Linked DNA regions of Homo sapiens: regions 1 and 3 are each linked to region 2. A link is a contact called in ENCODE Hi-C or POLR2A ChIA-PET data. All regions are on one chromosome and are shown on one strand. The core of a region is the stretch at or near the end of the contact, and the rest is flanking DNA. Distances in the headings are between cores, read along the strand shown.

Region 1 (3,661 bases), core at 479-2,978, 220 kb before region 2:
GGCTCACGCCTGTAACCCCAACACTTTGGGAGGCCGAGGCAGGAGGATCAGTTGAGCCAGGAGTTTGAGACCAGCCTGGGTTGGGCAACATAGCAAGACCCCCATCTCTACAAAAAAATAAGTAATTAGCCTGGCATGGTGGTGCACACCTGCAGTCTTAGCTACTCAGGAAGCTGAGGCAGGAGGATCGCTGGAGCTTGGTAGGTCAAGGCTGCAGTGAGTTATGATGGCGCCACTGCACTCCAGCCTGGGTGACAGAGTGGGACCCTGTCTCTAAAAAGAAAAAAATATATAGCCTTTTGTGTCTAGCTTCTTTCAGTCAGCATGGTGTCTTTGAGATTCATCCATGTTGGCATGAGAATCAGTGCCTCACTCCTGTTTATTCAGAGTAATATTTCCTTGCACAGATGGACCACAGTTTATTTATCCATTCACCAGCTGATGGATATTTGGGTTGTTTTCAGTTTGGGGATCTTATGAACAAAGCTGCTGTACACATTTGTAGCAGTCTTTGTATGAACATCTGTTTTCATTCTCTTGGGGAGATACCTAAGAATGGGATTTCTGGCTTGGATGGGGAGTACATGGTGAGTACACGTCTAACTTTATAAGAAACTGCCCAACTGGTTTCCAAAGTGGCTGTATCATTTTGCATTCCCACCAGCAACATGTGAGTGTTCTAGCTTCTCCACATCCTCACCAGCACTGGGTGTTGTCAGTCTTTCTAATTCTAGTCCTGCTGGAGGGTGTGAAGTGGCATCTGACTGTGGCTTTAATTTGCATTTCCCTGATGGCTAATGACCTCAAGCATCTTTTGCAACAGCTTTCCTGGAACCTCCACCTGGAGGTTGAGCAGGCCCTGAGACCCAACTTGGCTGAACCCCAGCTCAGGACACTCCTCTTACCACCAGCCCTGCAACCTCCTTCCATGGCTTTCCCAGCCACCCCGTGGCACCCTCATCAGGATAGCTGCCCAAGTCAGAAACCTGAGATTTCAACCTCCTTTTTCCTCACTTCCAACCCATCAGCAACTCCTACCCTTTTCTTCCCAATTACCTCTCGATTCCACAACTTCTTTGCACCCTGCTCTAGTCCAGGTTCTCCTCATCCTCACACAGCCTCTTCCTCCTCCATGCGGCCACCCTGGCTCCTTCCAGCTGCCCCCACCTTGTCTGCTCCCCTAGTGCAAACTCCTGTGCCCATGATGCTCCCACTGCCTGGAACTTTCTTCCCTCTATCCCTTCCCTCCCAAGTCAATAACTCTGTGTCCTTCAAGTTTCAACCATGATTTTCCTGACCCATGCCCCCCAGCTCTGGCCCCATTGCTCCCAGCATCTCTCCTCTGGGCTCAGGGCCCAGCCATAATCTGACATAATCTGATCTTTTCCTGGGTGATTATTTGATCAATCTGTCCCCCTCTAGACCATGAGCCCCAAAGGGGTCTCGAACTCCTGGCCTCAAGTTATCCGCCCACCTTGGCCTTCCACAGTTCTGGGATTACAGGCCTGTCCTACTCACATGGCATCCCAGGGCCTCTCACAGTGCCTGGCACATTCCATAGTAATCGGTGGCTTGGTTGAGTGGCAAAGAGGGATGGGATCTGGGGAAAGAATTTGGGGAGCCCCTGCCAGATCAGCTGCTGGATGAACCACCCCCAGGGTGGCAGCCCCAGCCTGTAAGAGACAAGGGACCTGGAACAAACTGAGCCCATCATCCCCCGCCCCCCATTTCCTGTCTACCCTCCTTCCTTCCCTGCTGGCAGAGCTGAAGTCAGCACAGTGTGGTTTCCTAACCGTGCAACCGGCTGGAGCAAGTGGTTCAGCTTTCTGAACCTCGGTTTCCCTGGCAAGAAAATGGAACAATCATTGCACCCACATTATGAGGTTGAGTCCTAAATGAGATAATGCAGACAAACTGTTTGACAAGGCACTAGGTATGCAGTAAGTGCTCAGTAAAGGCCAGCTGCTTGCCCCCGGCCATCCCTCTTAGTCCTAGGCCCCAGCTCTGCTGTGTTGTGTTCTCTGCAATGAGAGGGCTGCGCTGTACTCGGTTACCCTCCCAAGGAACAGCGCCTTCCCTCAGCAGCCAGGAGCCACAGAGGGTGACTAATGGGGGACTTCCAGGCCCCAGGGCAGGTCAGCAGGGCTGAGGTTTTGGGGCGTGGGATTCCCCCAGAACCCCGCTGTGATCTCAAGGACAGCGTGACACAGTGGTAAGATCCTGGCTTTCAGGTCTGGGTTCCAATCTCAGATCCTCTTCATGACCTGGGGCAGGTGACTTCACCTAGCTCTCATCCTCAGTTTCATCTTCTGTAAAATGGGGAGAATACTAGAACCGTCTGTGAGAGCTGTTTGAGGGGATTCACGGGGATATTGCAGCTGTGTGTGTGTTCAGGATGTGTTTGCTGAATGGATGAGTGGGGTGATTCAGGCTGGTGGTCCTCAAGGGCATGGGAGGCCCAGGCAGGAGGGGAGGGCACAGGGGTGTGCAGGAGCCAGACTATATCTGCCCGTGAGAGCTAATCAACAAAATTTTCAGAATTTTGTGTCAGTTGTTTAATAAATTAAATTCTATTATATTAAAAGCCAAGGTCATCAGTACTCAAAACTCACCAATTCCTAATAATTGTACTACATTATCCGATGATCGATGCCCTTGTTACTAACACCTATTGTATCATCAACTATATAATGGTTGGTAGCTCAAAATCGGCTGTGGGAGTATTTACATGGAAGACATTGGCAAATGCTACAAATCAGGACTTTTTCCCATTGGAAGCCAGTTGTTAAACACTTAACAGCACGCCACTGGCTTTGGGGCTCCTTCCTGGCTAAATGATCTCCAAGTCTGGCCCAAGGGAAACGCAGGCTTCCACCTGCTCTAAGAGCTGGCGGCGGGCGCCCCCTGGTGGCCGCTTCAAGCACCCGGCTTCGCCCACCCTGAATGAAATCCCACACCTTGGAGAGAGAGAAAACTGTAAAGGGAAGGTGGCCCTCTTCCAACGCAAATGGAAATCTGTGGTTACACAGCATCCTCAGGAGCTGTCAGGAAATAGGGGAAAGCTCCCAGGAAGACGAGGTGACAAGATCCCTGGGGAACAACTCAGAGGTCCTTCAGCCTGAGTCCACAGCCCCCTGCTGTGGAGCCTTCAGCTCCCCTTCTCTGATTTTTCTGATCCCTCCCAAAGGGGAGGTAGACTCAGTCTCTCCTGACCCATCAGCCTGCCGACCCCGGGTGTTAACTGACCCAGCCCATGGCAGACACTCCCACCTTCTTCCATCAGCACCCCCAGGACACTTTGAACACACCTGCCTGTGTGTATCAGATTTGATCCTTCCAGAAGTTCAGGGGAGGAGACAGACACTGCATTTCCAATATGTGTGGGCCCTCTCCCCACTCCTCCCCGATGCTGTCCCATGGCCTTTCCCCCTGACGGCTCTTTCCTACCTTTCCCTTGTCTCTTTCCTCCAACCCCTCTCTCCCAAGCCACAGCCAACCCCTGCCAGACTCAACCTTCTCTGTGAACTCCCCTTTTCCGGGATAAACCATTGGGGGCAAGGAAAGAAGTCCTTCACTTCCAAAGAGGCCATTGAAGGTATTTTTTTTCTTTTTCCTTTTCTTTTCTTTTCTTTTTTTTTTTTTTTTTTTTTGAGACAGCTTT
Region 2 (3,960 bases), core at 426-2,925:
TAATGCTGTCAGCATAGAAAGATGGGTGCCAACGAGCATTCCAAAAAGGAGGCTCTGTTAATTCGGTTTCGATCAACAAGTATTTGCTGAGTGTCTATTGTGTCCGGTCAGTGCTAAGGCCTGAGAATTTAGAAGTGAAACAGACCCGGTTTCCACCCATGCCACAGACCACTCCACACCTGGTCTGGAGTGACACTGGAGGGCCAGGCAGGCACAGGACAGTAACTTCGATATAAGGCAGCAAGTTCCACGGTGGAAGGAGGTGGAAGGTGCAGATGCACGTACACACAGGGGTTCAGGGAGGCCTCCCTGGAAGAAATGAAGCCTGCGAGGCCCTGAAGGATCAGTAAACAGAGAGGCATAAGGGGCAGGAGAGTAAGATGATTATGCTACATGTACCTTATTGTGAACCCAGGAGGATTTGGCCTCTGTCATAAAAGGCCCCCCTGTGGGTTCATAAACCTCAATTTACAAATTGTGCTTTATATATCAGTTCCTTATAAGTTTGGTTAGCGTAAATTGGTTTCTTAGAACTTGATCATCCCTGAGTGAACTCACAAATTCAAGTTTCAGAATGTGCAAACCTAAGAAACAAACCTCATGCTTGTGGTTGAGACATCGCACTGTCAACATCACAAATTCTCAGCACCTGAATGCCTGGTATACTATCAACATATATTGTTTTAAATATGTAAATAATAGCTTTCTAGTTATAGAGAGTTTGTCCCTACATTTTTCCACTTAATTTTTACAATCCCATTCCCCTGATGAAACAACCCCAGCCTGGGCAACATGGCAAAATCCTGCCTCTACAAAAAATACAAAAATTAGCTGGGTGTGGTGGCGTGCACCTGCAGTCCCGGGTATTTGGGAGGCTGAAGTGGGAGAATCACTTGAGCCCGGGAGGCAGAGGTTGCAGTGAGCCAAGATTGTACCGCTGCACTCCAGCCTGGGAGACAGAGGGAGACTCTGTCCCACCCACCCCCGCCTCCCAAAAGAAAAGAAAAGAAAGAAAAGAAAATGAAACCACCAAGACTGGGAGAAGATAAATGACTTGTCTGTGGTCATCTGGCTAATAAGAGGTAGAATGGGGCTGAAAAAGTTCGGTGCTCTTCCTGAAGAATCCATAGGTCAGAAAGCAGCACCATCTGACCTGCAGCAATAGCAGCAACGTGGAAAGCTAATCAACTGACCTCAAAACCACTCTCAGTGAGGCTCTGGATGGATTCAGAACCCCAGGCCTAGCAAAGTGAAGTTGATAAAGATGTAAAGGAGATCGAAAATTCACCATTTGGAGAGAGATTAGCTAAAGACTGCAGGTCGGATGGAAAATTCTTTCCATGGTTCTCCCACAGGTTCTTCCCTCATTTGGAACTCGTGTTTAAAAGTCACAAAGACCCTGAGTTGGGCCAAGGTCTCGTTCTTCTTCACTGTGGGCCTTGCAGTGCAACATGGCAGGGCCTCGTTCCAAATGTCACTCTTCAGAGCCTAAGAAAACAAGTAACTTTAGGGACACACCTGTCAACCGGAGCTCCCAAATTGTACCCCCCTAAACACATAATGCTGAGCATAGAAAAATTCCAGCTCTGCAGAGCGTTATACTTAGGGAAAGGGGTCACAGACAAGGAATGCTGGCAGGGCTCATTACAAATATCTTTGCTGCTGGAACATGTATTGTTTGGCTAGAAGGCGTAGGCTTCTCTCAGAGAGAAGGAATGTCCAAAAGTATTTCAGACAGTAAGAGACATTCTCTGAGCCAGCTACACAGCTCTCCTTCAAACCAACGGGTAGCGGCAAGCAGCTGAACTGACCAGCGAGCTCGCAAAAGCAAGCTTTTTTTTTTTTTTCTCCCTAAATAAGACAGCAAGTGATGTGTCTTGGCTTGGTTTAGCAAATTTTAAGATAGTTCCCTGATGACCCCAAGAGCCCTCAGGCCCCATGGAAGCTGGAGCTAATGCATCTTCCTCCAAGCATCATCTGCTCTACCAGGATCTAAGCCCCTTCACGAGGGCAGAAGGTATAAAGGCTGCACTGTGCGGGAAATGCTATGGCAGCAAAGACAGCCAAACACGCCAGAAATAACAGGCACATGAAGGAAATGTTTCTGAGACAGCTCAAAAATTCCGAGAAGAGATTATCCCGACTGTCCCAGGTTCTCAGCCCTGTCTATGGTATGCAGCCCCATACCACAGTCATTTGTCACCGAGTCCTAACTTTGTCAGAGGCCCCTCCTTTCAGGTCTCTCAGGCACCACCCAGTTCTGGCCCTCCTCACCCCCGTGAGCCAGGCGACATCCAAGCAGCCCCACGGTGCACCCGGCTCTGTGCTGCATTCTCTGAATGTCCCTGAAGGCCAGGGCTGTTGTATTCTCTACCCACTCTCTGTCTAGTATGGGAGCCACTGGCCAGATGTGTTGACTGAACACTTAAGATGCAGTAAGTGTGACCAAGAAACTGGGTTTGTCATTTTATTTCATTTTAGTTAATTTAAATTTAAGTTTAATTAGCTACATGAGGCTATCAGCTGTGGTATAGGACAGCAGAGCTCCGGAAGCTTTTGGCCTGGTGAGAAGAATCAGGACAAGCGCCTCCCTGGCCTCTCGCCCACTCTGCACAGCCGCTAACCATTGCTCTCATGACATTCTTTCCCAGCCCCAGAACTTTTAGCCATGTGACATCATCTATTGATTAGAGTCCAAACTTCTTGTGCTAACTCTCTATGGGTTGCCACAATTAGCCATTGTATGTCGTTAACCTAAATTTCATTCATCTGCTATGTCCTGACCTTAGGGGCTTAGAATATAGTTAGAAAACAGTATTTCAGAATAAAAAACCATTCTTGTATTACCTCTCGCACTATTCCCCCTGTTCTCCATGCTTCGCATTCTCTGTTCTATCCCCAGCTATAGCACTGTCCCCATAAAGCCTACTGTGGTTCTCGGCTCATGGTGTCCTTCCTCCCATCTGCCTCCCGACGTCATGCCTGTCTTCCAGTGTTTATGCCTTCTCCAGGAAGCTTTCTCTTGTGGCCCTCGCTGTGAGCTATAGCTCCTCCCTTTCAACATCTTCTAGCACCTCCTCTTACTGTGCAGGTGAGGACACTGAGGCTTAAGGGTTAAGTCACTTGCTCAAGGTCACATACAGTCGGTCCTCTGTATCCGCGGGTTCCTCATCAGTGGATTCAACCAACTACAGACAGAAAATACAGTATTTGAGGGATGCTGAACTCTTTGAATTAGTGGGTTCTGCGGGTGCTTAAGCATCCATGGATTTTGTTATCCTCGGCAAAGGCGGGGGTCCTGAAACCAATCCCCTTGGATACTGAAGGAAAGACCACCCTTAGTGATAGGAACCTAGGAACCCAAGTTCCCTCATTTCCAAATCGTGTTCCCTGACCCACTTATTTACTAACTAGTGGTGAAGCCATCTTCCTGCCAGTATATTTTAACTTCACAATGGGATGTGAGGGCCAGGATGCACATGCTTTTTAAATCTCCCTCTGTGCTTGACATACAGTAGATTGAAAGTAAGTGCTGGTAGATACACTGGCCAAGCTGTGCTCTTCTCTGAAGTCAGTATTCCAGGAGTAACTCACCCTGGTCATCTCTGTGCCCTGGGCACACTGGGCACTCCCCACACACAGGTTGAACCTGGCAAATAAGACTCACAGCATCATGCCACGTGCGAGTTAAAGCCACCTGGAGGTCAGGTCAGGTCTTCCTGACAACTGAGTGCTTCAAATAACACAACAGCAGCTAAGTTCCCCACATCACCTTGAGTGTCTGGAGAGCTAGGCCTATGACTTCTCTGTCTCAGGATCCCTCTCAGTGCCCAGAAAACAGTGGACATCAATAAATGTAACACCAATAACATCTTCGTTGAGCGCTATGCTAAGCACATCAGGTATGTTAACTCATTTATTCCCCAGTGTCCATCTCTCAGTGTTTTATACATACGGGAA
Region 3 (3,745 bases), core at 463-2,962, 170 kb before region 2:
AATACACTTAATATTTTTATAACATGTATTATAGAAAATATTACAAAAGAAAAAAATGAATTAGACCTCATCAAAATTAAAAGCTTTTGTGCTTCAAAGGACACTATGAAGAAAGTGAAAAAACAACCTGCAGAATGGGAGAAAATAACTTACAAATCATACATTTGATAAGAGACCCATAGCCTGAATATAGAAAGAACTCTTAGAATTCAACCAAAGGACAAATAACCCAATTGAAAAATAGGCCAGTCATCTAAATAGACATTTCAAGGAAGACATATAAATGGCGAAAAAGCACATGAAAAGATGTTTGGCATTATTAGTAATTACAGAAATGCAAATCAAAACCACAAGCTCTCTCTTCATGCCCATTAGGATGGCTAGAATCAAAAAGACAGATAACAAGTGTTCACAAGCATGTGAAAAAATCAGAGCCTGCACACATGGCTGGTGAAAATGTAAAATGGTATAGCCACCATTTGGTGGCAGACCTTGGAAAACAGCCTGGCAGTTCCTTAAATGATTAAACAGAGTTATCATATGATCCGGTAATTCCACTCCTAGGGATATACCCAAGAGGATGGAAACTATGTGTCTATGCAAAAACTTGTACAAGAATGTTCATAGAAGCATTATTTGTAATAGCCCAAAGGTGGAAACAACCCAAATATCCATCTATCGATAAATGGCTGAACAAAATGCGACATATTCATACACTGGAATATTATTTGGCCATAAAAAAGAATGAAGTACTGATACATGCTACAACATGAGCAAACTCTAAAAACATTATGCAAAGTGAAAGAAGCCAGACATAGAAGACCGCATATTGCAGGATTCCATGTATGTGAAATGTCCAGAATAGGCAAATCCGTAAAGACAGAAAGTAGAATAGTGGTTGCTTAGTGTTGGGGAGAGTGGAGGGAGGCAGGTGGAGGGGTGATAGCTAAAGGATTTGGGTTTCTATATGAGGTGATGAAAATTTTCTATAATTGTCTGTGGTGATGGTTGTGAATATTCTAAAACTCAGTGAATTGTACATTTTAAATGAGTGAATTCTATGTGAATTATATCTCAATAAAACTTGTTATTTAAGAAAATCCTCTTGACTAGTGAAGACATGCAGAAGACTCACCACATCTTAATTGGGGACATGCCTGGGCACAGGGGGAGAAAGGGACAGGGAAAGTATGAGTGGAAGGAATGAAAGACTTTATGTTTAACAATGAACAACAAAGGTTTCAAAAGGTTAAGAAACAAACAACCTCTAAGAAAAGGGCTGAGTTACAGGTAAGCTGAGTAGCATCAAGAACCCTACCGAAGACCAGATATTAAATAATATTTAAGTTTATGAAAAAGCTAAAGTTTAAAATCATTATCTTCTACATGAAGATTAAAACAAGTAAATTTACCATCAGAAAATGATTTTGAGGAACTAGCTCATGAAAAATTTAAGAACTTGTCAATGAAAAATCATGTTCAACACTAGAACACGTGAGAAAAAGAATTTTCCTTTGTGGGAACTTTAAAGAAGGAGACAAACAATTGTCTGTTTTCAATTGCTTAGTGGAAGGCAGAGATCTAGACTGGATGAGTGTTTAGGGTTCAGCTCAGTTCTACTGTCCTGCAAAAAATGAGAACAAAAAGTTTGCCATTCTGAAGAGTGGGAAAAAGTCATGAGTTGAGTGATTTGTTCATTTTTACAGCTAAATTCTGCCCAGGCTAAATATAACCCCTTATGCAAATCATAACAAAAATAAACCTGCATTTTGAGGGCCCAAGCTTAGAACATCACCTAATTTCCCCAGAGCCAAATTTTAAGCAAGGCAGGTGTGAACAAGCATAGAAGGAAAAGGAAGACCTACCCTGCCCTCTCCCTCCCTCTGCGGAAGAGACCTTGACCCAGGCCTCTTTCCCCTGCGGAGAACATGGGCATCTGCTCTCCTCCATTACTGCATGTTAGCTTTCATCCTGACATGCACTATTTTTATTCAAGAATTTATGATTAGTGAAACAACTCCACATTGAACTTGACTATCTGAATATAAAGCAGGACTGACATTTTGAACAGAACAAACAGAAAACAGTGACTACTAATTTGATCAAAGCATGAAGTCGACAGAAAAACAATTATGAAATGGGACTTCAGTGACTCAACAGGAAAAGCATTTTGCAAGATGCACTGTGACCCCACTTAGAACTGACAGAGTGGTAATACCACCTTCAATCTCCAGATGGCACCCCAACCATGGCCTGCTGGGTTTCCTTGCAAGGACTGAAAACGCCTCTGTGTCTCACTCTGAGCACAGCTAGTGCATTTTCCAAATCACTAATGAGACGTGGAGTGATGGGAGACTTTGTTTATAATCAGCATTTCCAACCTTAAAATATGAGGGCAGAAGCAGAGCTCATAATGGGGACTTAACCTTTTCCTTTCTCTAGCTTCTCCCCATCATCTTTTCCTGGATTAAAAGAAAATTTTAATGATGAAGCAACATTTATTAATTTTTAAAATAAGGAAACTCTGTGTGTTCCTTCTTTACCTCACCTCCAGCTGGTTTAACGGTTCCCTCAGCTGGGTTTATTCACATAAGACAAGCACCTAAGCCATTTTACTACCTTGGTTAACTCTTTCTTGTAACACATTTATTGAGTTACAATAAATTGTATTGTAACCCATCTAGTACTGGGTAACTAAATACAGGCCCTGCTCTTGAGAAGTTGATGGTCTAACAGAAAGCAGAGACTTCTATCAGACTGAAAATCAAAGACAACAAATCCAAGTGGTGTGATACAGACAGTTAGAGAGTGAGCACCAGAGTCAGGCAGAGTCTGGTTCAAATCCTGCCTGGGCCACTACCTGTGATGATCCTGGCAAACATCACTGCATAGAGAAAACATTAGTACCTATGCCTGCGAGGTGTGCTAAGAGAATTAAGGAATTAATTAACCCTCAGCACAGAGCCAGACACACACATAGTGCCTCCAGAATGCAGAGACAGTACACAGCAGGGCTGAGATTATGGGCTCTGGCCAGACTGATGTGACTGAATTCCTGATTCAGTCACATAGTGGTGTGACCTTGAGGACATTCACCTAACCTTTCCAGGACTTAATATTGAACCTGCCTTCTGTGAGGCGGTTTGAAGACTAACATGGTAACATGAAACTGACACATTTAGAAGAATGCCTGGCATAAGGCAGACACTGAGTGTTAGTTGGTATTATTGCACAGTGCAACCAATGCTATGCTGGCATAAGCCGACCGCACTACTACGAAATTAGCTTCCTGCTAACCAAGCTTGGTCCACCCAGGAGGGCTCCCTGAGGAGGTGACCTCTAAGGATGAACAAGACTTAGGTGAAAGTAGAGCAGAATATGAGGAGAAATTGAATATCCAGTCTCAAAATAAAACACGCAGATGTGTAGAGCAATTTTCTAAAAAGTGCATGCAGCATTTAAACAATGCCATAAAGAAGCTGGCTCAGGAGCTGCTAGGGAAAAAGCACCAGAGTGAAAAAGCTAATACTATAAGCACAAGGACTGCAATGCGAGAAGAAAGTGAGTGAAAAAGTCTCTGAAATGAAATAAGAAGACAACAGAATTCTTGTGTCCACTGGTAAAGAGGGGGTGGTGTTCTCTACGGTGGACTGTGGAAAGAGCTTGGGGGTTGGGGGCGGTCTGTAGGTCTTTCCACACTCAGCATACACATGCTCTGGCTGGCACCCAAAGGCCATGCTCACAG

Evidence for each region. Hi-C counts contacts between places; a loop is a spot of excess contacts on that map. ChIA-PET counts read pairs that join two places held with the same protein, here RNA polymerase II (POLR2A). Pooled maps may share reads with other maps.
Region 1: a loop to region 2 is called in a pooled map, with 5 times the contacts of the local background. The contact joins two enhancer-like sites. A Hi-C loop is called at or near these places in 1 of 168 maps with a recorded cell type or tissue (naive thymus-derived CD4-positive, alpha-beta T cell) and 8 of 50 pooled maps. POLR2A ChIA-PET finds 5 or more read pairs at or near these places in 7 of 52 experiments (A549, BJ, CD4-positive, alpha-beta memory T cell and 4 more).
Region 3: a loop to region 2 is called in a map of DLD1, with 3 times the contacts of the local background. The contact joins two enhancer-like sites. A Hi-C loop is called at or near these places in 3 of 168 maps with a recorded cell type or tissue (DLD1, endothelial cell of hepatic sinusoid and heart left ventricle), 1 of 37 single-sample maps with no recorded cell type and 9 of 50 pooled maps. POLR2A ChIA-PET finds 5 or more read pairs at or near these places in 9 of 52 experiments (AG04449, BJ, GM12878 and 6 more).

The regions. Positions count from the first base shown.
Region 1 is chr12:108,615,388-108,619,048 of GRCh38, forward strand. No RefSeq gene overlaps it. Among named protein-coding and RNA genes, the nearest start is that of SELPLG, 17 kb to the right of the region's middle. RefSeq lists enhancers at 1,905-2,364, 2,945-2,994. Within about 2 kb of position 1,729, at least 14 of the 41 ENCODE cell types and tissues checked have a DNase peak (open chromatin) inside an H3K27ac peak, as active enhancers do.
Region 2 is chr12:108,831,321-108,835,280 of GRCh38, forward strand. The region is part of intron 2 of SSH1 (slingshot protein phosphatase 1); the gene reads right to left. Among named protein-coding and RNA genes, the nearest start is that of MIR619, 3.7 kb to the right of the region's middle. RefSeq lists an enhancer at 363-472. Within about 2 kb of position 1,676, at least 26 of the 41 ENCODE cell types and tissues checked have a DNase peak (open chromatin) inside an H3K27ac peak, as active enhancers do; they include GM12878 and heart left ventricle, where a contact is called at or near this core.
Region 3 is chr12:108,662,764-108,666,508 of GRCh38, forward strand. The region is part of intron 3 of CORO1C (coronin 1C); the gene reads right to left. Among named protein-coding and RNA genes, the nearest start is that of MIR4496, 29 kb to the left of the region's middle. RefSeq lists an enhancer at 1,940-2,009. Within about 2 kb of position 1,713, at least 24 of the 41 ENCODE cell types and tissues checked have a DNase peak (open chromatin) inside an H3K27ac peak, as active enhancers do; they include GM12878 and heart left ventricle, where a contact is called at or near this core.